3 separate regions of the Mus musculus genome follow, and all the other regions are linked to region 3. A link is a loop called in an ENCODE intact Hi-C map of the cell type or tissue named here. Cell type or tissue: heart. All regions are shown on one strand.

Region 1 (8,000 bases), 200 kb before region 3:
CATTATGATCAAGAAATTTCTACCATAAAGTAAACATTCACTCTAAAAATCCACTAACATGACTAATACATTTGAGTCTGGTACAAGTGATATCTCCTTTGTTAATTTTTAATAATTTTGACTATTCATTCAATATGGTATGTGTATATGTGCAGGCAGGTCTATGTCATGTGGGATCAGAGGACAACTTGTGAGAACCAGTTCTCTTCTTCTACCACGTGGGTCCCTGGGATGGAACTCAGGTTAATTGGTCTTAGCAATGGGCAATTTCACCCACTAAGTCACCTCTCTGGCCTACAAATGTTATTTCTGTCACACACACAGAGACACACACATACACACACACATACTAGCGAGCACACACGCACATGCACATGCACACATACACACACACACACAATTAATTTTAGGTATAATTTCTTTTTTTAATTTTTTTATTTTAATTAGGTATTTTCTTCATTTACATTTCCAATGCTATCCCAAAAGTCCCCCATACCGCCCCCACTCCCCTACCCACCAACTCCCACTTCTTGGCCCAGGCATTTCTTAAACTGGCATTTAATTTTAAATATTTGAAAGGCAATTTTTAAGTAAATATGGCAATGAAGTTGAGGCTTGCCTGCAAAGCTGAGACCCATCGTGGTTCAAGCATCTCACCAGAAATGGAAAATCATGAAATCTGAAGTTTTTTAAAGTATTAAAAAAAAACCCATCCTATTATAAAAATAGCAGTTTTCATTTCTCCACTTTTCCATGTTTTTCCACTAATATAATTGTCGGGGCTATAAATCATTTCAACAGAAAGCAAGCAAGTAGAAAGAAATCAAACATACCCAATGGACTGGAAACCATAAAATAAACAGGAAGTTCAGACTCAAAATTTGAACTTATAAGATAATAACAGTTATTTGTATCTTATTCAAATCAGAAAAAAAATATTTCGACTTTACAGAGTCCAGATGAAATTGGAGAGCTTCAACTTTGTCTCTTTTCCTTGTTGCTTTAAAGAGAAGAAGAAGGAAAAATGCTTGAACCCAACCAGAACACAATAAAAATAAAGTTATACACATATTATTTAAAAGAATCTTTGAACTCCTACAAAACACATTGAATTATGGTTTCTTTTTAAATTCATTGTCAATTTAATATCCTTTACTTTAAAATGAAACCTTTAATGACAATTTCCAAGTTTTGACACTTGAAAGAAACCAGTGAGTCTGATTTTTACTAGAACGAAGTTGGAAAATATTGCAAACAAGAAAATTGAGAGTATTTAACTACTTCTAGAATTTTAGAGTTGGTGAGAACTTCAGACCATGCAGCTCAATATTTTTCAAGATGTATTTTGCTTTACTGTATGTTCCATAATAAAATCCCCTTCCCAAGATATGTTGAAGAAGCTATGTTTTAAGCATCACTTATTGAGGACTGTCTGAAGAAAAGAAGGAATAGAGGAAGAAAAGAAGGGATGGAAGGAAAGCCCCTTCTTCTTCTTCTTCTTCTTCTTCTTCTTCTTCTTCTTCTTCTTCTTCTTCTTCTTCTTCTTCTTCTTCTTCTTCTTCTTCTTCTTCCTTCTCTTCCTCCTCCTTCTCCTTCTTCTCTTCTTCTCCTCCTCCTCCTTCTTTTACTTCCTGTTTCTTTCCTTCATTTTTTGAAAGTCACTTCTGCCCATCCCTTGAGCAGCAAGCACCAATCCACGACACTATTAATGATACTCTATTATACTTACAGACAGGAGCCTAGCATGGCTATACTCTGAGAGGCTTTACCCAGCAGCTTACTGAAACAGATGCAGAGACGTACAGCCAAACATTGAATATAGGTCCTGGGCCCTTATGGAAGAGTTGGGATGAGCTGGGGGAAGGGTTGTAGGCCCTGAAAGGAATGAAAACCCCACAGGAAGACAACAGTGTCAACTAACCTGAGCCCTGGGGGCTCTCAGAGACTGAGCCACCAATCAAAGAGCATTCACAGGCTGGACTGGGGCCCCAAGTACATATGTAACAGAGGGTTCCTTGTCCTGCCTCAGTGGGAAAGGATGAACCTACTGTTGCAGAGGCTTGATGCACCAGTAGGGTGATACCCAGAAGGGCTGCACCCTCTCAGAGGCAAAGGCAGTGTGGGGGAAGGACTCTGTGAGGGGAGGACTAGGAGGAGGGCAGCATTAGGGAGAGAGAGAAAGAAAGAGAGAGAGAGAGAGAGAGAGAAGAAAGAAAGAGAGAGAGAGAGAGAGAGAGAGAGAGAGAGAAAGAAAGAAAGAAAGAAAGAAAGAAAGAAAGAAAGAAAGAAAGAAAGAAAGAAAGAAAGAAAGAAAGAAAGAAAGAAAGAAAGAAAGGAGGCAAGCAAGCCAGCCAGCATTTCTTGATGTAGGGTGCGGACTAATTGGTAGAGTGCTGCTTGCCTAACATGCACAACACACTGGACTTGATCCTCCAAAACTCTATGAACCAGACGCGATAATGTTCCAAGGATTGTCCCAGCTATTATTTCCCTATGGTACTTTGAGAGACCACTTGAGAAGGCTCAGTAATGAGCTTATACAGGTACCTAGAGCCAAGTCATTATGAAAACATTGCCATAGTTCTGAATCTACAAATGAACACCCACAGACTTGATGCCCAAACTCTCTATACCCCTCCAGAATCTGGCGTGGGTACAGCTGATATTTATTCCTACTGGTCAGTGACAGGCTGACCGGGCACTAACTGTACTACAGTTCCCTACCACAGACAACACTTTGCCAGATTGGAGGTCCTCAACCAATCCATGTGACTAATTCGGTGGAAAGCGACAGAGAGGAGGCAGGGCAAACCCAGACCGCTGTTTTAACTTTACTCTTTCCCCAAACTCAATCATGAGTCCACGTTAGAGGAAACGTTGATCTTCTTAATTTCGCAAATGAGAAAATTGAGGACCAGAGGACTGAAGTAACTTACTTGAAGTCAGATAGCTGAAAAGAAGCCAACGTGGGTTGAGAATTCAGTCGTTTTCAGTGCTAAAGGCCATGCAGTGGCTGAAATTTCCTAAAATGAAACGGTGTTCATCCCATCTCTCATGGAGTGGTGAGAACCTGCAGCGTACATGCATCAGTTAAACTCCTCATGGTGTGCCAACACCAAACCATAGCTACTTTAACTTCGGATCTGTCATACAACGTTTTCATCCGGGTAACAGAGGCGGTCTATGGAATGTTTACTATGTCTAAAATCTTTAGAGCGTGCTGTCTATAATGCCTTACTGGAAATTCACCTCTGAGCTAGTAGTAGCTTAACATCACGTGGCCGCTTTGGGACGAGTCCAAGACCAGAACCCGAACCCCTTTCCGCTCAGTGGTGCTCCTTCCTCCAACACCACACTTTTGCTTTTTGAAGGAAGTGTCCATGTTTTAGCACAACCCAAGCCGCTCCGTAATCAGGATGCTGACTACAAATCTACTTTTCTTAAGGACAAGGTGTGAATAACCTCTGAATAAAGGGCCGTGCGATGGCCTGCTGTAGGTTTGAGGAAACTGCCCCCTGTCGGGATGCAGGCACGTGGTGTTTAAAAGACACACTGAACTGTTAAAAGCTCCCTGAAGTTCAATGAGGACTAAAGGAGGTTTGCAAAATTTCTGGTACGTGGAAACAAAACGCTTTGCCATATGCCTTCTTAAAAAAATTATTTTCCAGCTGCAGTCAAATTCACTTTTAAAGACTGGATCTGCAGTATCAAACCTCAGCATCCGGCTACTCAGAGATGGCCCTAGGGTGGATCTATTACAGGCTAAATAATGTCTACTAAGAAACTGGGGAGCTGTATTCCCTGCGCCTCTTTCTCAAACCCCGGCAGACCACCAGTGCTCAGTAGTTACTGCTGTGTGGTACCAGATAAGGTTACAGCAGGGATCGGGAAGTGTCTGTGACTCCGTTTAAAGATAAATTGCTACATTAACACAGAAGGGTTTTGCAAAGGAAGCACGCAATCACGTTGCCATGCTTTTTCTTTTTTTTTTTTTTTTTTTTGGATCCAATTCTGAAAATAAAGGAAGTATCCTCAATAAATCATCTTCCTAATGGAAATGACAGAATTATTCTCCCAGGGGAACAGCACAGACCACTTCACATCCCTCAGAATGGGAGTAGGAAGGAAATGGGGACATAGTTTCCTTGGAGGATCTAAGGATCCTGGACATCTGTTCCCCTTTGTCCCATACAAGTCACTTGTAACAATCTTTAAAGTCATTGTTTATATGCACAGGATAAGCTCCTTCTCAAAAATGATACTGTATCTTTGTTAAATTAAAAATAAAATCTGTTTCTATAGTTCACTACAATGAAAAATAGCATGTATCCAAGTTAAAAAAAATTGTGAATTCTTGTAAACTGCCTTTTTATTAGCAATGTTAAAAGATAAATGCAAAAAAAGACCAGTTGGTAATGGTAGCAGAACTTGGAGAAGGCACCGTGTGATTGTCTTCCCTTGTCAACGTTCTTCTTTTCAAAAACATTCTATATACTCATAATTAAATTATCACATGCTGGCATTTTAAAAATCACTTACCTCTACATCATGTAAGCATCAGGGAGGGCTTTACTGCATCTCAAATTCTCACTAGAGTCGTGTGTGTGACTCAAAGCTTTAAAACCAGGCCTAACATTCACCCCCTTCACCACTTGTGTTTCTTAATTAAGAAATTCTAATGAACTTTGTGCACCTTTTGGCAAGAACAACTTCAATTCATTCCTTTTTAAATGAATCTGTTAGAAGTCAAGGCTTCTTTTCTATTCCAAGCCTTAGGAAGTGCCACTCCCCACCCAGCTTCTGATTTCTGAGAAATTCTTGCCCAGGTCACCAGGGAGTAAGAGCCAGTTTTGAGGTCACCAGGGAGTAAGAGCCAGTTTTGAGGGAGAGCCACGTATACAAAAGTCTTGGGATTTTGGTTTTTTGTTTTTAAATGTGGAGGAAATGTCATTTGACTAAAGCTAGGTAAATGGCACTGCATATGGATTTATAAATTCTGCTGAAACATTTGACCAGATCCTTTGGAAATTTTTCCCATCACTGAAGTCTGTCATTTGTTTCATTTTGGACATGGTGGCAAGGTGATCCAGGACACTGACCCAAAAAATCTTAGTGGCTTTGTGTACAACAACAAATTAATAAAGTAAAGGAATTTTTTTAAAAAAAAATTCAGTGACTAGCCCATTTCAATCATAGATAGATAGATAGATAGATAGATAGATAGATAGATAGATAGATAGATAGATAGATAGATAGATAGATGGAAATATATAGATAGATAGATAGAGATGGAAATATATAGATATAAATATATAGTATATTTTCCATTCTAAGTTCTTTCACTAAATATTTATTCTGCAAACAAAGATCCTAGGAGTCTCTAGGACCTTTTCAGAATGTCTCTATGATTTCCACATTTTTCCATTTAAGCAACTTCATAAAACCAGAATTACCTTTCATGTTTGAACCAAACAACATATTGTAATAAATCCACAAAAAATAGACAAGAGAACTTATTTTTCATTAAGTTAGACACTGCTAAGATTTGAAAGGTATAAAATAATTCCAACATTTTCCTACTGTGTTTGGAAAACGTACCTTTCACAGAAACATTTTTATTCTTATTTGTTTATAACTTCACACATGGGTACTGTATCTATACCATTTCTGCTTCCCCTTCTCCCATCACACTCTTCCCATTACCCCCACCCACCACCACTACCACCATTCCCTTTGGAATCCATCACCTCCCCTTTCACAGTTATTATTATTATCTGTATACAGCACCCAGAGCCTGTTTTTTTTTCCATTTTTATTAGGTATTTAGCTCATTTACATTTCGAATGCTATACCAAAAGTCCCCCATATCCACCCACCCCCACTCCCCTGCCCACCCACTCCCCCTTTTTGGCCCTGGTGTTCCCCTGTACTGGGGCATATAAAGTTTGCAAGTCCAATGGGCCTCTCTTTCCAGTGATGGCCGATTAGGCCATCTTTTGATATATATGCAGCTAGAGTCAAGAGCTCCGGGGTACTGGTTAGTTCATAATGTTGTTCCACCTATAGGGTTGCAGATCCCTTTAGCTCCTTGGCTACTTTCTCTAGCTCCTCCATTGGGAGCCCTATGATCCATCCAGAGCCTGTTTAGTGTTGCTTTTATTACATGTGTGTAGAGCTCACCACTCAGTATTGGACGCTGTATCGGGGGACTTATCCCTGGAGAAAACCAATTCTCCCTCCTTCAGCAGCCTTGAAGACCTGTTGATCTTCATCCAGAGCTGGGAAGACACGAGCGTAGCCTGTCATATGGCACTGATTAAAAGGAGGGAGAAACGAAGAAAGCACACTGAGAACCTGCATTCGTCTCTGATTCATGACTGAAAATGCAGCGTAGCCAGCTGCCTTGCATTTCTGCTGTCACGGCTATAACGCCTCTTTCAACGCCATCCATGCTTTCCCCATCACGACAGACTATAACTGTGAACCACATCCACTCTTTCTCTTGAGTTCCTTTACAAGATATTATGTCATGGCTATTAAAAAGCAATTTATTTATACTTGGCTTTTTTTGATCAAAAGCTTTGTTCTGTTTCTCTTGAAATTTGGTCAATGTGTATGGATCTTACCTGATCTAGCATCTCTCTCTTCCCCTCTCTCCCTAGTTTCCTCCCTCTTTTCTTCCTCCTCTCCTCTCTTCCTCTCTCTGCTCTTCCCTCACTTTCTCCTCCCTCAGTCTGAATGGGTGAGAGATCACTGTCATCTCATCCCAGTTGAGGTCATTCTGGATGTGCTAAGTTTAACCTTCACACAGCATCAGCAGTCATATAGGAATAAACCAAACAAATACCAATTATTACAGCCTGAATAAGAACCCAGCCCAGCCATAAACATTAGAGGCATCACAAGTAAGCTTTACTTTCAATTACTAAATGCTGGCTTCATTGGAATGCAGCTCGACTTTGACAATCAATAACTACTTTTTTCTCCCTTTTTCTCTCTCCCCTGAGAATTTGCTATGAATTTGCAATGAATTCTGCAGATTCTCACTTTGTGTGATCCCATACTCTGAACTCTTATTTCTAAACTCTCTTCTCATTTGACTCAATAAATGTGGAATTAGTACATGCACCAAATGGAATACTTAAATTTCTACACAAAGAGAAATTCTGCTAAAGTGCTAATGCTTTGCCCACCGGTAGGAAATAATGAAAACTTATCTCCAAGAATTAAATTTGTCTTTCATATTTTCCCTCACAAAGTTTAATCTCCAGGAACCTCAAAGCTCAGTGAGTATGATGAATTTAGAAGCAGACTACGGTAGCTTAATTTACCAGAATAAAACACTTTCACACTCTACCAGGAAAATTCTAGAGCTCTGGACTTCACTCTTCCCATCATTTTTGTCAATACTATGATTTTTGGAAACTCTTCAAAAAGAAAGTGAGTTCACCTTGCTGTTAAAAGCTTAACTCCTGCTCTATGGCAGACTCCCGGTGCTGGCTCTAAGGAACACTCCATTAGTGCCTGGGCATCCCTGCATCATCGGTTCCTTGAAACCTTGAGATGCATAATTTGTTCTCCTAACTCCAGTGTTTCTCTCCTCCTTTCCTTGCACTCGCTTTCATTCATCTCTCTTCTCAATCCCCTAAATATCTAAGGAAAAATCTGTTGCTTATGACAAAGGTGAATAGGGACAGTTACATATAGATATCTGTTTCAGAGAAAAGTCAGATCTACTGACGTTGTTTCCCAAGCTACTGAACACTAAAAATAAATTACTTTCTTTATTACATATAAATTCAATTCAAATGTAATTACTAACACTGAGAAATAAACGGAGGAAAGAATAGAGTGGTAAAACATTGTTGATTTGCAGTACTTGAAAGGTCTTCTGCCAACTCCAATTTCTATCTACTTGCAACCACAAAAGTGTCTAAAACTTAAAGGCAATTAATAAGAAAAGTGTTCCTCTTCGGTTACTGTTAATCCATGGCTTAACT
Region 2 (8,000 bases), 820 kb before region 3:
ATCAGAGAAGAGTATAACAAAACTGTCTCTTCACTATTGTCTACATAGAAAAACTTCATATTCATACTCATTCTTTTTTAGTAAAATTGATATCCAATCATTCTCAGAAAAGGAAACAACATGTAAAACAATGTTTTCTCTTAACCACCGCAACAGTTTTGGATTTGGTGTCTGCAAACATGATGGATCCCCAGGTGGGCATTCCATGGTTGGTCCTTCTTCCAGTCTCTATTCCTTTTTTTTTTTTTTTTTTTTTTGTCCCTGTTCTTCTTTTGGATGGGAACATTTCCTGCTTAAAAAATTTGAGATGGAGCAGGCATGGTGGCACATGCCTTTAATCCTAGCACTCGGGAGGTAGAGGCAGGCAGATTTCAGAGTGAGAGGCCAGCCTGGTCTACAGAGTGAGTTCCAGGACAGCCAGGGCTGCACAGAGAAACCCTGTCTCAAAAACAAACAAACAAACAAACAAACAAACAAAAAATTTGAGATGGGTGGCCCCATCTGTGGACCAGGGGTCGTGCCAATTTACTGGAAATGGTTCCTTGGAAGGTCCTGCCAGCAACTGACCAAGGCAGATCTGGTTGCTTGTAGCCAACCATCAGGCTGAGCTCAGGTAACCTGGTGAGGGAGCTGGCAGAGGACTGGAAGAGTGGATGGGGGTTGCAAACCAATTGGAAGAACAGCATAGGCTGGCATGACCACCCAGTTCTCCCAGAGACTAGACTACCAATCAATAAGTGTACCTGGTGGGATCCATGGCTCCATATATACTTGTAGCAGAGGATGGCCTTGCCTGACAGCAATGAGAGCGGTTGCCATTGGTCCAGGTGAGGTTTGATCCCCCAGAGTAGGGTGATGCTGGAACAGTGGGGCAGAAGAGTATGGGTTGGTGGGGGAGCACTCTCATATAGGCAAAGGGGAGGGAGAAGGTCAAATGTGGGATGAGGGGTTGGTAGAGCGGTAACCAGAAACTGGAATATCATGAAATGGGAGGTTGGTGGAGGGGGTATCCAGGAAGTGGGATATCAGTTGATAGATAAATAAATGGAATGATTGTTAAAAAAAATTGTTTTCTGCCATAACAGAATTAAAACTCAGAAACAATTTGATGGATTTTAGGAAATAAATGAACATAAGTACTATGTTACCTTTATCCTTTTTTTTTTTTTTAACTTACAACTTAGGAAATAGTCCTGGGTTATTTTATGCCATGTGAACTAAAGCAGAAACATTAGTGAGGTTTCCCTAAATGTCCTTCACATACCTGCACCCATTCTGTCTGCTTTACCTCTATGCCTCCATTGATAAAACCTTTTCCAGGTCTCAAGTTCCTTCACTTTCTCTCTCTCTCTCTCTCTCTCTCTCTCTCTCTCTCTCTCTCTCTCTCTCTCTCTCTCTCTCTCTCTTGTAAACTCCTAAGTTCTGTCTTACTGAGGTCTATTTTCATCAATGTTTAAAAATATGCCAATTTCTAATATTTATAACAAAACTAAACTAAATCCCCCCTCTTGAGCATACATTCTTTTCAGTACTGTCTGCTCTACATATATCCTTTTTCCTACCACATACAAATCCTTATCCCTTAAATGGTTCCATGGCCAACTTTAAAGGGCTTCTAAGACCACCATATTATGTCAGTTCCCATGGTTTTCCTTAAGGTACCAATGACTTTTATGTATGTCTAAATCCAGTGGCCAATTTTCAGCTGTTCTCTCACATGACATACTAGCTGCACACAACACTAATAGACTATCTATTTTTTCTTTCTAAAATGCTCTTTTCACAACCTTGGTCCTTCCCTGGATTCTTGTGTGTGTGTGTGTGTGTGTGTGTGTGTGTGTGTGTGTGTGAGTGTGTGTGTGTGCATCTTTTGATTGAGAATTAATTGTCCACTTCTCTTTCTTATATATTTGTTCTACTTTTTCTTCTTGTCATGCTCAATGCATCACATATATCATCTCCATATTGCCACCTTCATATTGATATGTATGCTACCCTTGTTTTTAACACTGTTTAACAGATTATTGGTTTTGTGATTAAAAGATAGAGTATATTTATGTGCTCTCTAAGCCCTTGCAGAATGTTGTCACTGAAGACCTCTGAGGAAACATTCTTTCTGGTACCCTGTCCCCTCCATTCACGACAACTGTGTCATCTGTTCTTCTTTCTTCCCTTCTTCATCTTTAAGTTAAATTTCAAGTCTCAGTTCTGATGTCACTAAGTTAGGAATGGTATGTTTGTTTGTTTATAACAGATTATGAATTCTTGGACCTAGAGGTATCTGAGAAGAGGGAAGTGGATGTGCACTGAAGTAAGAAGGTTCCTGAAGGCAGCTACTGAGGCTTTACTGACCAGCCCCACATCTTGCTTACTCTCTGCTGCATGAGTGTGGTTGAAAAGTCACCATGTAACCTGCGGCTCCCACCACTATGACTTCTCTGTTCGCCACTATGTCTTTTCTGTTATGATAGACTATTGTAATTTTAATTTATTTCACTACAATAAAGTGTTTTCAAGGTCATTCAAACAGTCAATAGCTAAAAATAATAAATGTTTAACAATTCAGTTATTTTATATATATATATATATATATATATATATATATACACACACACATATATATACACACACATATATATATACACACACACACAAAGATAGATAGATAGATAGATAGATAGATAGATAGATAGATAGATAGAGTCATCAGAAGAGTCAGAGAGCCACAGAATATGGCATTTAATGTTATTTCATTAATAATGGATCTTTTGACTATGAGACATATCTGCTCCTAAAATTACCCACATTCCATTTCAAGGAAGGAGATGAGCATCAAAACTTCTAGCTGGAGTTGCTTCAATTGTGGCAAGCTAGCTACTGGGCAAGAAATGCCCTAATTTCATCTGCAGACAGAATACTGTCCCCAAAGGACAAGCATGCAGAATAGTCAATTGCTAAGCTTTGCAAAAACAGGGTAAGCTAGTCCTTCATAATTCCTGCTTCACTTCAGTTCTGTGAGATGTTCTGAGCCAGAAGGCTAAAGGCACGTGTTCCAATATTATAAGGAACATTGGAGACTTTCCAGTCAACTGTCTCTGCCAATTGTATAAGTTTTGGAAGCTGTGCTGTGGGACCATGAAATGTAGCTTGGTTTTTGGTTGAGTTAAGGCTAGAAACCCGGGAGACCCTTAAGGGATAGTAGGCATTTCATCTGTTCCTGGGCACCACACCTCTATCACTAGATACAGCCTTCCATAGATTTGTGGCCATCAGTCCTGAAGGAGCAATGCCCGAAGCCCCTCCACATGTGGAGGACATGACCTGTAGTCATGAAGGCTCAAGACAGATCTCCATTTAAATGAGGTACATAGTGACCTAGAGGTCTTAGCCAATAAGCTTTCCTTCCCAGACACTCTCCCCCTCCCCACCTGCAAAAGGTATTTAATCTCAGGCCTGCCCTGAGAAGTGGGGTATGATTTTACTCATCCACTTTCCACCATGACAAGAAATGCCTTAAAAGCATGGACTGCCTCTTTTCAAAGGGATCCACCATGGGGAGCCACAGAGAAGGCCTTCACCTATAAAGCTGCTGTTCACTCTCCCTTAGAAGGACTCTTTGCACTCCCAGCCACAGGCACTACCAAATCAAGTTCAAACCCACTGCCACCGAGCCAAAGCTCCTCACAGGACCAGCCAGTGCTCTCCTTTTTTTCCCCCTGGTTCTGGGCTAGATGCAACCCGTGGGCCTCCACTCTGTTCTCAGGTCTGGGTGTCCAAGAGCCTGAAAACCAGACAGTCCCAGCCTAATCGCAGGCCTGGGGACTCCCGAACCAGCTACAGCTGTCCTGTACCTGAGACTGTGTTGCCCTACCATGGGAGTGGCTTTCCTACAGTCCAACACTCACCTAGTAACAGCATGGGGTTAAGTACAGTCAGTTTCCATGTTCTGACTCCCCAATTGGCTAAGCCCTTTGGTGGAGCAGACATGGGACCCCAATAACCCTACATTTTGCCTTTGTGCTTCCTGCATACTCAGGTAATATTTAATTCCTTCTTATATCTCTGATGGGGTTGAAGACTGTTTACTGTCTCACAGTTAAACTTATGTTGCTTAACACTGAAGATGTTCTAGATTTAAAAGGATGTTTTTCAGATGGTAATACAGTTAAAACCAAACATGATTAAGGTACAGAATTCTAAACTCTTTATGTTAGGCTATATGATAGAATACTTTATCTAAATTTCCAAATATGATGGGCTGGACATCACAAGTGTACATCATACCATATAATTTGCATAATTGCTATAATTATGGTCAATTTATATCTGAGAGGAAAAAGCCTTTTACTGGACTAAAAGGGGGGAATGTAGTGGGTTGACTTAATGCTGCTTGGATTCTAATGCTAATTTGGGTCCTCGAAAACTGTTTGCTCCAAAGATGGGTCCACACGTAAGACACTGAGGGACCCTGCCCCCAGTCAATTCTGATTGGTAAATAAAAATGCTAGCAGCCAATAGCTAGGGATAAGAGACATAAGCAAGGGTTAGATTTCTTGGGATTAGGACCACACAGAAAGGCAAAAGGAGCCTCCATGGAAGAGGAAGAGCATGCAGAAGGGAGAAGAAAAACTGTCATGAGGTAGCTGAGCCATAAAAACATGGCCAATTGTAGTTAGGAGCAGCCCAGAACATATGGATCACAGAAATTTGTAAGTAGTAACTTAGAGTTATCATAGGAAAGTGGATTTTAACACCTTGGAAGATAAACAGGTGTTCCAGCTATTGTGCTGCTTAAGGCATATTTAAAAATATAAAAGTTGTATGTGTGTCTTTTGTCAGGGAACACAAATTGTGAAAGGTTGGAAGAAACCCTGCACCAGGATTTTTAAATTTATATTACGATAGTAGACTGTATTTCTCTGGAGCTGTTAAGTCTGAATAAACCTACTCACTGAGGTTTGGCTTTGTCAGGATATGTTATCATTGCAAGAAGAAAGCAACTAAGGCTATTCTCTTAAGTATTCCTACAGTAGGGATGGAAAATGTCACAAAAACAAATTTTTCTATCTAAAAAGGGAAACAGTGTGAATGAGAATGTAGAAAAGTAGAATCTTTGCAGAGTGTTCATGGAAATGGTTCAATCACTGTGTGAATCATTATGACGATGCCTCAGTCATTATGAAGATGTCAGCACCCCATGGCATTATCCTATGGTCCAGTCATTCTCTATAAGTTGTACCCAGAACTACTAAAACCTGTAACTATAAGGGATATCCACATATCCATGTTGGTAATACCATCATTTGCAGTGGCAACACAGAGAAAGCAATCTTAAGATCCAGAGTGCAATATGATGTTTATAGTAGAATAAAATTAATTTCTGAAAAAAATGAAATTTTAACCAATGTTAAAATAGAGAAAAACTGGAGTGGAAGAAGGGCTTAGCAATTAAGAGTATCGGCTGTTCTTCTAGAAGTCCCAAGTTTGATGGCCAGTGCTCTCATTACAGTTCATAATTGGTAAACTGCAGTAGTTAAAATGCCCAATTCTGGTCTCCACAAGTAGCAATCATACACATATATGTGCAGGCAAATCACACATGAACATAAATTACTTTTTTAATTAAAAAAAATAGATAAACCTTGAACAAATTGTGGCAAAAGAAATGCAGAGTTTATTGTCGAATAATGATGTTTTCATTCATCCTTTTCCATATGGATAACTTATTACTCTAAATACGTTAGTGCATGTTTTCTCTTTTATTCATTTATCTTTATTTCTGTATATGCTTTCAAGTCTCTGTTTTACTCAATAGAGCATAATTGAGATTCCATCAGTTTGCCCACATCTGGCCAGTAGAGCTCTTTAAAGCTTGGCCTCCATGCCCATATGACATGTTCCCACCTGCTTTTGAATATTCCACACTTTCTTGCCAAACACAACATTCCTTCTTGTACTTCTGCTAACCCAGCCTTAAAACTAGTTATTTTTCTCCAAGAAACTTGGTTCCTTCCAATGGATGTTAATATGATTTTTGAAACCAAGACCAGGTCTAAGTGTATTTGCTCATACTAGAGAAATAAGGCCTAGGTTCCCATATGAAACTGACCTAGGAAACTTGTGTGCACACATACATGCATGCACTACTCTACCAGCACGTACTTCCTTGCCAAGTTCTACATATCAAGAGTTCATACTAATTATTCAAATTGCCACAAAGCACCACAGTATGTATTTTCCCCATTCCCTTTCCATGTCAAAACCTCACTTCCATGGTAGTAATCATTATGGATGCTGGTATTATTCATGGGGGCTTCATGCCACTTCCAGGCACAGCTCCATTATTTCTGCTTGCTGTGGCTCCTGATTCTGACAGAATGTCACTATGCATTCCCAGTTCCTTCCACCAGCTTCTGCCATTGGTGCTAACTCCTATTCTCAGTTGCCCAGCTTCTGACAGACTAGATCTTTCTCACTCAGGCTTACCTAATAGGTTCACTGTCCATTTATTCATATAAGAAGGAAGTTATGAAACAATGGAAGGAGAAAGGAAATGAGGGACAAACAGAGAAAAAGAGAAGTAGAAACAGAAAATACAGTGCCAAGGACAGAGTCACTCATGTTTTAATGTGATCCATCCAGAACTCCAAAACCAGGAATGACTGACCCCACACCTCACTCTCTCATATACAGTGTTACATCAATATGAGACTTCTGTTTGTACGTATGCATCTTCTTTATCTGCAGACCCATCACTGAATGATAGGTCCAATCTAAATTGAATGAGTTTTATCAGCCCATAGAGATTGCTATATGTTTTACTAGTAAGAAAGTTTCTATTTAAATAAATAACAATATTAAAATGCAGGTTATTTAAATGATGCATATTACCTATAGTTATTTTGCAACTAAGTTATGAGTTTGAAGGCTGGGAGTGATAGTATAATAAACGAAGTTGCCAGTAGTTATTACCTACCCTCAGCTTTGCTATTTAAATGTCAATTATGCAATATTTTCTATGACAGTACAGCTTTCCTGTGTGAGGTCCTCGTTTGCTTTCAGGGCTAGTTTGAGAACACAGGGCCTCCATTGCATTAGTATAATTGTACATGTGAAAATTAGTCATCATCTTGGTTGAAAAGATCATCTTCTTGCCTACCTCTTGATAATGTTATACAATCCTTTGTTTTGTTCCACTAAAAATTATGTAATCTCAAGGATGAATCCAAAATAAATATTTCATGATGCTATGGTATTTAGCAACCACAATGAACTTGACTAGAGAGATTTAAGAACTGATAGAAAAATACTCAGCACCAATAGATTCTGAAATTGGATATACTTCAAAGAACTCTTTTAATATCATTAGGTATTACCGTTCAAGTTTTGGATATTTACCAACTATAATTTCTGAAATTTTAATAAGATTTTAATCTAAAAGATTTTAAAAATTCAAGTAAACTTTGGAAGCATCAGTAAGGGATTGAGTTTGAAGGAAATCATTAATCTCCAGTAATATCTTCAATAGGAAAACACTGCTTCTCTGGGTAGATAATGTCTATAATAATCACAATTGTACTTCTTGCCTCTCTTTTTAAATACTGTGAGGACACTTGTCCTGTTCACGGTTCTGGCACATCCTATTCTCTGCTTAATTTTTACTGATTGTGTGCACAGTACTGCATACACAGCAAACGGCAAGCTCTCTGATTGTGCACAGTGCTGCACACACAGCAAACTGCAAGCTCCTTTTCACCTTACATAGATGATGCTTGACAGCCAGTGAGGAGTAGCGTCACACCTTTCTTTTCCTTTCCAACAAACTATGCGGCTACTTTTTCCTTTTCCTCCAAAACTTTGACTATTCTAGCTATACGGATTGTGTCTTTGGAATAATGTCTTGTCGTGCTTAGGATCCTATATGCCATGTTTATTGACACCAACACATATGACACAATTTCCTTTTTGGCTCTTAATATAATATGTCATTTTGTGTGTAA
Region 3 (8,000 bases):
TAGGACTCATGTTCTAGGGAATCAAACAGAGATAGCACAGATCAGTGTTTCAGCTATTGTGACATTTCTTACCCTCATAGCAATAAACAGATGTTTATGTTCAAGTGTGCCCATGTCAGGAAGGCCAGTTACAGCATGGGTGCTTTTTGGGGCCCACATGTCCCCCAGTGTTAGCTCCCTAGGCCATTTTACCTTTAGTAAAAATTTCCTATATATCCCTATGCTAATTTGACATTAATAGAAAACCCTGAAGTATACCTACATGATGAAAAATATATAACTCCTTTTCTCTCATCTATTCTTAATGGGATAATACTTTTTAAGACTGGGCTAGCTATGCACAGGTACTCTTTGGGGTAAATTATTGAGACCAGCAATGGGTATGCAGGTATGTTTGTTTCTGATGCCAGTTGATAATCCAAAAAGTTCCTTCCTTTGAATTTTTTATTGCTAAACTAGTGCACGTTCCCTCTCAGATGGAATAAATAGCATGGGTCTTTCTCTCTGCCCCATGGAGAATATGGAATTAGCCCTATTCTTCCTACATTAAGGACTAGTAAGAGGCATTTTAAGTACAAACCATTAAAGAAGTGTTTCCAAAGATTGCTGTATTTCTGTTTAATTACATTAGAAGAAACCAAGTATAGAATGGTATAGATAAAAACAGAATGAATCCTAACTAAAGGAATACATTCTCAGCAGCCAAGAAGTGAACTTGGTGGATCTCCATAAGCTGGAGGCCAGCCCAATCTGTGTAGCAAGGTCCAAGTCAGCAAAGTCTATGTAATGAGATCCTGTCTTAAGACAGACAGACAAAGACTGTGGGAGGAAGGGAGAGAGGTATAGAAGGAAAAAGGGAAGGAAGAAAGGACAAAAAGAAGGAAGGAGGGAATCAAGGAAAGAAGGAAGGGAGAGAGAGAAAGAGAGAAATAAAGGAAGCAAAGAGAAGAAAGAAAGAAAGAAAGAAAGAAAGAAAGAAAGAAAGAAAGAAAGAGAGAGAGAGAGAGAGAGAGAGAGAGAGAGAAAGAAAGAAAGAAAGAAAGAAAGAAAGAAAGAAAGAAAGAAGAAAGAAGGAAGGAAGGAAGGAAGGAAGGAAGGAAGGAAGGAAGGAAGGAAGGAAGAAGGAAATTAGCAAGCAGGCACCTTCTGGAGCTATTTAACTAGAACTTTCTATGCTAATGAGATAACGGGAGGAGAACTTTCTATGTAAACTTCTGCAAAGTAAAGAACTTGGTTTCTCAGCTGTAACTGATACATTTTAAGCACTCAGTGACTAGACGTGGCCAGTGTGCACCCAGCCCAACAGCAGGATCCCCCTCTGAAAGAAGTCTGGGTATGCCATATGAAAGTCTGGGTATTAAAATAGACTCCCAAGTTTTTCCAAACATGGACCGAAATGAGGAGTGTTTCTCAGAAGACTTCTGTGAAGCACACACACACACACGCACACACACATACCTGCACACACACACACACACACAAAGCCCATTTTGTGTCAGCTGGAGGGTGTGCCTTCCTCTTTCCATCACGTTCAAACCAATAATTAAACAGGTCCCTTACCCCAACACCTTGAGCAAATTCTCAAGAACACTCCCCTGTTCTGTCCTGGATTTAAGACAAGCTTTCCACAGACAGGACAGTTCCCAAGGACCCTGTGTCTGTTTCCCATGTCAGTTCCTTTTTCCAGTACGTTCACATGGAAATTCCCCTACATAAAGCCTACCTCTATCCCTGCAACCACATTCCCCGAAGCTGTCCCATAAGGCAACTTTCTCCATCTGCTTCTCTTTCTGCAGCCCAAGCCACACAGTAAGACTTCTAAGCTAGCAAGAAAATTGAAAACAAAGTGCAGGTCCAGCTCCAGAGAGACTTTATTTTCCACAAAGCAGAGATTCCAACGATCATTAGTCAAGACCTGAGCACCAATCACTGACTCATGCCCATTTTTATAGTATTTTATAGTTGGGTATTATTATAGTTTGCGTGTAAATAATGTAGGTAATTCATAGGTAAATCTGTGTAAATTCAACTCCCGATTGAAGTTTGAAGAGATTTGTGAGAACAATCCACTTCACCAATCTCAGATTCACCCTACAATGTCTGGCAAATAGATAAGCTTAGAATCCAAGGGAGACCAAATCTGTCAAGTGAAGTTTATTTGGTGGGGTAGGATAAAACTGGAGAAGAGCTGCTTCATTCGTCCAGAGTCTGATGGGCTGAAAAGAGTCTAGCAAGTTGATCTCTCTCAAACAACATCTTTATCCAAAGCTACACAGGGTCAGTGAGTGAAGGGCCCACCTCACAAGCATTCGGATCACACTGGACGATTGACATGGCTGCAACTTCCTGTGATGCCAACATGAGGGGCAGAAGTGGGCGGATCCTGAGGGCTTGATGGACAGCCAATCAACTTGAAGTTGAGGAACAGATTGAATGAGAAACCCTGCCTCAAAAACTAAGGTAGGGGAGGCAAGGAGACCGCTGAGATTTCCATCTGCTCTTGCCAAGGACTTGAGCTTAATTCCTCGCATCCATGAAGAGTCACAATCTCCTACAACTCCAACTTCAAGATACCAAGCGACGTCTTATGATATCTACACATGCACACCCACACACATACGCATGAGCATAAACTAAAACTGAAGTCTTTTTCAAAGTTAAAAAGTAATAATAATAATTTGGGAAGACATCCAGACATCAGTCTCTGGCCTCCGTGGGTGTCCACTTGGGCAAGCACCGGCTCATAGAACGCTTAGAACACAACAATGGCAGAGGGAGAGAGAGAGAGAGAGAGAGAGAGAGAGAGAGAGAGAGAGAGAGAGAGAGAGGGAGAGAGAGGGAGAGAGAGAGAGAGAGCCTGGGATCTCTTTTCTTTGATCTTCATGGTCAGGTTTACTCACTCAGCATCATTGTTCAAACCTGGACTGTTACCAGCCTAGGATTAAACATTGGCAAGTAGCTATCGGTGAACACCATCTGTAATTACCTCCTACAAGACCTGACTATTAACACATCACTTTTCTGAGAATCCTTAACTGTGTTTTGTTAGATACAGGTCACGGTTTTAAAAGGTACCTACACTTTACCCCTAGCGCGACAACAGATGGATTTGCTTTGCTCCTATGCCGGCTTGTTTGTGCAACAAGCACACACTTTTTTATGTTACCTGGCCAGCATCGGCTCCTCTCCATTGCTGGTTCAGTTCCAAAGTGAGCACAACTCCAAGTCTCAAGCCTTGTTCCTAAGGTTGAACTCAAGCCAGATGAACCACATGAGACAAAATAAGACAAAATGAAGCAGGCCTAAGCCAAAAAGATGACTAGACCTATCTCCAATGGCAACCTCAGGATAGGGTTTCCTGTTTCAGCCCAACTCAACATTTTATCTCTTTAAAAACAAAGAAAAGGGAACAGAGCATCACGAAGTCGTGTCTGAGACGGACAGAAGGCAAAAAGATTAACTTGTTAAAAATACAAAAGAAGAAACTGATCTTTGAAAAGGTTCAATTCTACTATGGCAAAATGGAAAATCAGGCTCCGTTGAAGCAGACTCCAGCAAACTATGAAATGAGCTACCTGTATTTGTAGGTTGGTTCAAGGGATCGTACTCTGTGTGTGTGTGTGTGTGTGTGTGTGTGTGTGTGTGTGTGTGTGTGTGTGTTGCCAATGGGTGCTCTTTCAGGGTACAGGAGCTGGGTAGCTACGACAGAGACCATGAAGTTCATAAAACCTGAAAGATTTAGTGTCTGGACCTGTCCAGGAAGTCTGCCGTCCTTTGGTTTAAAGTTACATTTTGCTGAAAACAGCAATTATCAAGTTCCTCAAAGGTCCTGTCTTGAACTCTTTCCTCCTATCTGGTGTGGAGTGGCGCCATCCACGCCTCGGTCAGGATGAGTCTCTGTCCCGTCACTCCTTGCTGTAAGTTCTGAGAACCATTGTTCCCTCGCCGACATTTGGTAAACATATCTTCAGAAACTTGAAAGGAGGTTAAGAACATCTCGGAGGTTGGATTTCAAATTCTGTGTTACTCTGACACTGGGATTCGGCTCGAGCTGGTAGCCGGAGCTGCGACGTGTGTGCCGAGGGCCTCCTCCTAGGGAGGCTGCAGCCTGGTACTTTGTAGCACAGTCGGAGGAGGGAACTGGAAAACCCAGGCGCGATCGCTTCTCCAAGTTTTCACCGTAAATAATCATTTTTTTTTTAATGTTCCAGTAACTTACCCACTAAGAAAGAAAAAGCAGATGATGACACACTGGGTGTGCTCCTACACGCTCATGTGTGGTGTTATACTGCCCTCTGCAGCTTCTAGCGGTTGAGCCGCCCTCTGGCACCTCGGTGACCTCTAGAGAAGTGTGCCTGTCCCACAGTGGAAGAAAAACTTCCCTAGCACGACAGGAAAAGAAAGGTTTAGACCAAAATGTTCCCTGTGGTCAGAGTCGTATCTCTGGCCCCAAACAGTGGCAGTGAATACTAGGAGGGGTCGATGTGCTGTGTCTTCTAGAAACACAACAGTGCCGCTTTAAAACGCATTTGCATTTTACAGTTCTGTAGAATGAGAATTCAACACAGTAATTGGGCCAGGGTGGGGAGGACACAAAAAGAAATAAGAAATTGGGTAAGACACCTCTGTCTGTTGTTTGTACCCAAATTTAACAGAACATGGATAAGACATAAGACCTCAGGATCCCAGGAAAGAAAAACACAGAAACGGGGAGGAAAAAAGGAAGAGAAGGCTGATTGATGGTAGCTGGAATCTAACGGTGTCTACTGAGAGACTTCATCGAGGTCAGATATTCGCTCCAGTGTGTCAGGAATCCAGACGAGGGATTATGAGATGGGGGTGGGGGGAGGGAAGTTGCACTCGATAAGAAAGAAGACCAAAACAGGCTTAGGACAGAAAGAGGACCAGAGGGGAGGGGCGGACATGGAGGAGGGCAGTAAGGGAGGTGAACAGATGAGTCTCATGACGCAGAGGGTGGACAATCCCTGTAAGAACGAGCATCTTTTTCCTGTATCGTTTCTGTAGCGTGTGAATGGTGCTTTGACAGGGTCACCAAGGACACAGAATGCCCTGTAGTTCTGAAGTGATCGAAGAATGAGTCAATAAGTCAACGCCAGTAGACACTCTCCCAATGCATTCCTTCACGACTGCACCAGACATGCGAGCTGTTACTGGACACTGTTTTGTTTTGTTTTTTTAATTGGATATTTTATTTATTTACATTTCAAATGATAGCCCCCTTCCCGGTTTCCCCTCTAAAAACCCCCTATCTCATCTCCCCCTACCCCTGCTTCTATGAGGGCGCTCCCCTACCCAGCCACCCACCCACTCCCGCCTACCCTCCCTAGAATTCCCCTACGTTGGGGCATCGAGCCTTCCCAGGACCAAGGGCTGCCCCTCAGTTACTGGACACTGTTAACAGCCCATCGCCGAGGGCTTTCTGGGCAGTGAGCTACCTAGAGTCATTTCTCAAGTCCTCCCCACACGCCTAAAAGTGGGGCTCTGCGCTCTGAACATGCATCCCTCAGCCTTTCCTGCCTGCGCCAGTAGAGGATTTTTGTGTGAATTCATTATTTCTTAATACACTGAGCAACAGCCTCTGTATATTATAATCCTTCCCATGTGTGAGGCTTGTGCTGGGTGTTTACAGATATTATTTTACAATAACCTTCAAAACTCATCTACCTCACATGTATTATGTACCCGAAAGCAATCTTAGACAGATTGAACATAAAATGTATACATATTGTTTTTCTTTGTTTTGTTTGTTTTGTTTTGTTGAGATAAGGTCTCTGCAACCCAAGTTGGTCTCAACTTTGTTATATAACTGAGGCTAACTTTGAAGCAGGACCCTGTTTCTACCTCACTGCTGCTTGTAGACTATCTCCTAGACTGCAAGCTGAAGAAACTAAATTATGAACCAAACACTTAAAAAAAATTGTCTTGCAACTTTATAACAGCTGATACACTCTAACAATGAGAATATTTTACTTCCATTCACACTCTGATTAGTTGTTTTCGTTCACTGATAATTTCGTTCACAGTATGAATAATTCAAAGTTTAAATGTTCAAGTTGGCCTCAAGGAACTGGAGTGTTAACTTAATCAGCCACTGCTGGCAAAATGTGTTCTTCATTAATGAGGCGGTTCAAGCACAGACTCATGGCTCCTTTAAGCATGATCCCCACGCGTGGGAGGGGAGTAAGCATGATTTTAGTACTTCTTAAGAGCTTATAAGGTGAAGCCTCATGGTGGTGGTAATGCATGCCTTTAATCCCAGCACTTGGGTGGCAGAGGTGGACTGCTGAGTTCAAGACCATCTTGAAGTACCCAGTAATTTCCAGGATAGCCAGGGATACACAGAGAAATCTTGTCTCAAAGTGGGAAAAAAAGTTTTACAAGATGAATTCAACTGCAAGCATTTTACAGTGCAATGTTGCCATCTGGTGGCCAGTGTGAAGTATCTCTATTTATCTAGAGACTTAACTATATTCTTTTTTTTTTTTAATTTTTTTATTAGGTATTTTCTTCATTTACATCTCAAATGCTATCCCGAAAGTCCCCCTACACCCTCCCCCCGCCCTGCTCCCCTACCCACACACTCCCACTTCTTGGCCCTGGCGTTCCCCTGTACTGGGGCATATAAAGTTTGCTAGACCAATGATGGCCAACTAGGCCACCTTCTGCTACATATGCAGCTAGAGACACAAGCTCTGGGGGTACTGGTTAGTTCATATTGTTGTCCCACCTATTGGGTTGCAGATCCCTTCAGCTCTTGGGTACTTTCTCTAGCTCCTCCATTGAGAGCCCTGTGTTCCATCCAATAGCTGACTACGAGCATCCACTTCTGTATTTGCCAAGCACTGGCAAAGCCTCACAGGAGACAGCTATATCAGGGTCCTTTCAGCAAAATCTTGCTGGCGTATGCAATAGTGTCTGCGTTTGGTCGCTGATTATGGGATGGACCCCAGGTGGGGCAGTCTCTCGTCTTAGCTCCAAACCTTGTCTCTGCAACTCCTTCCATGGATACTTTATTCCATATTCTAGGGAGGAATGAAGTATCCACGCGTTGGTCTTCCTTCTTGATTTACTTGTGTTTTGGAAGTTGTTTCTTGGGTATTCTAGGTTTCTGGACTAATATCCACTTATCAATGAGTGCATATCAAGTGACTTCTTTTGTGATTGGGTTAGATCTTTCCGTTAGTGCTATGCGCTCAACCCCTTAGCAGACACGAAGATTTGTAGGTGTGGACAGGATAGACTCTAGCATTCATGCATCTTTACTTCCGAAAATTTTACCCTTCGAAACATGCACGAGGGCAGGGAGACCCTGACCTGCCCCCTCTCAGAGACCTCCACCCTGAATTTCTGGCGGTGCTTCTGACACACTAAGAGGTCACCCTGTTCTCCCTGCTGCCTGTCCTCTTTGTCACCTCATTGCCAGTTCCACTTCGCTCCAACTGCTGTGGAGTTGCTCTTCTATCTGAGGTCTTAAAGAATAATAACAGCAGAACGTTTTACTATTCCATCAGATATCATTTGTATTTGATCAGGTGCCCACCCTATCACGATCCACATCTTCTCAGCAAGAATAATAAGGAAAGGAATTTTAAGCCCGTCGGTAACTTTCTTATCCTAGCTGCCTTTCAAGAACAGCAGATTGTTTTTTTCCAATGTTGGCGCTCCACTGCCACCTTCAGGAAGCTCGAGGTAAGGGCACTTCAGAAACCATTACCCTGCTAGGGTTACCTGGTAACAGGCAACTGAGGAGAGTGGCACTTAGCTTACTGATTTTCACTAAGTCCATGTTTTCTACGTAACTCAATCAAGATATGGGGATGAAAGCAACTAAGACCACATCTGTATTGTAGATACATGTATAATAATATCTAAAGCTTATAAAAGCTTTAGATGGCATACCTACATAATTCCTCTAAATGGTCATGGGAAGAACATACTCGTCCTACACCCTACACCGAGTGGAGCTGGCATTCACGTGG

Evidence for each region. A loop is a pair of places that touch in the nucleus more often than their neighbours do. Peaks named below come from ENCODE experiments on the same cell type or tissue, not always from the same donor. Only the 100,000 strongest peaks of a DNase experiment are listed, where the experiment ranks them.
Region 1: it touches region 3 in a loop (2.7-fold over the local background); 4 of 42 quality-filtered maps call a loop at or near these places.
Region 2: a loop joins it to region 3, with 6 times the contacts of the local background. A loop is called at or near these places in 19 of 42 quality-filtered maps.

Annotation. Positions count from the first base shown.
Region 1 is chr16:87,046,116-87,054,115 of GRCm38, forward strand. Gm38477 (a long non-coding RNA gene) reads right to left here and starts at 3,168. Exons shown (of 5, transcript XR_876202.2): 1 at 2,937-3,168. In heart, a CTCF peak has its summit at 3,543; no DNase peak of the experiment used is centred here.
Region 2 is chr16:86,421,142-86,429,141 of GRCm38, forward strand. No RefSeq gene overlaps it. Among named protein-coding and RNA genes, the nearest start is that of Gm32357, 190 kb to the left of the region's middle. In heart, no CTCF peak of the experiment used is centred here; no DNase peak of the experiment used is centred here.
Region 3 is chr16:87,242,408-87,250,407 of GRCm38, forward strand. It overlaps Gm41484 (a long non-coding RNA gene), which reads right to left and starts at 4,286. Exons shown (of 3, transcript XR_876207.2): 1 at 3,167-4,286; 2 at 1-13. In heart, CTCF peaks have their summits at 4,317 (motif pointing left), 6,442 (motif pointing left) and 7,709 (motif pointing left); a DNase peak (open chromatin) is centred at 4,194; H3K4me3 peaks cover 528 bases; H3K27ac peaks cover 2,173 bases.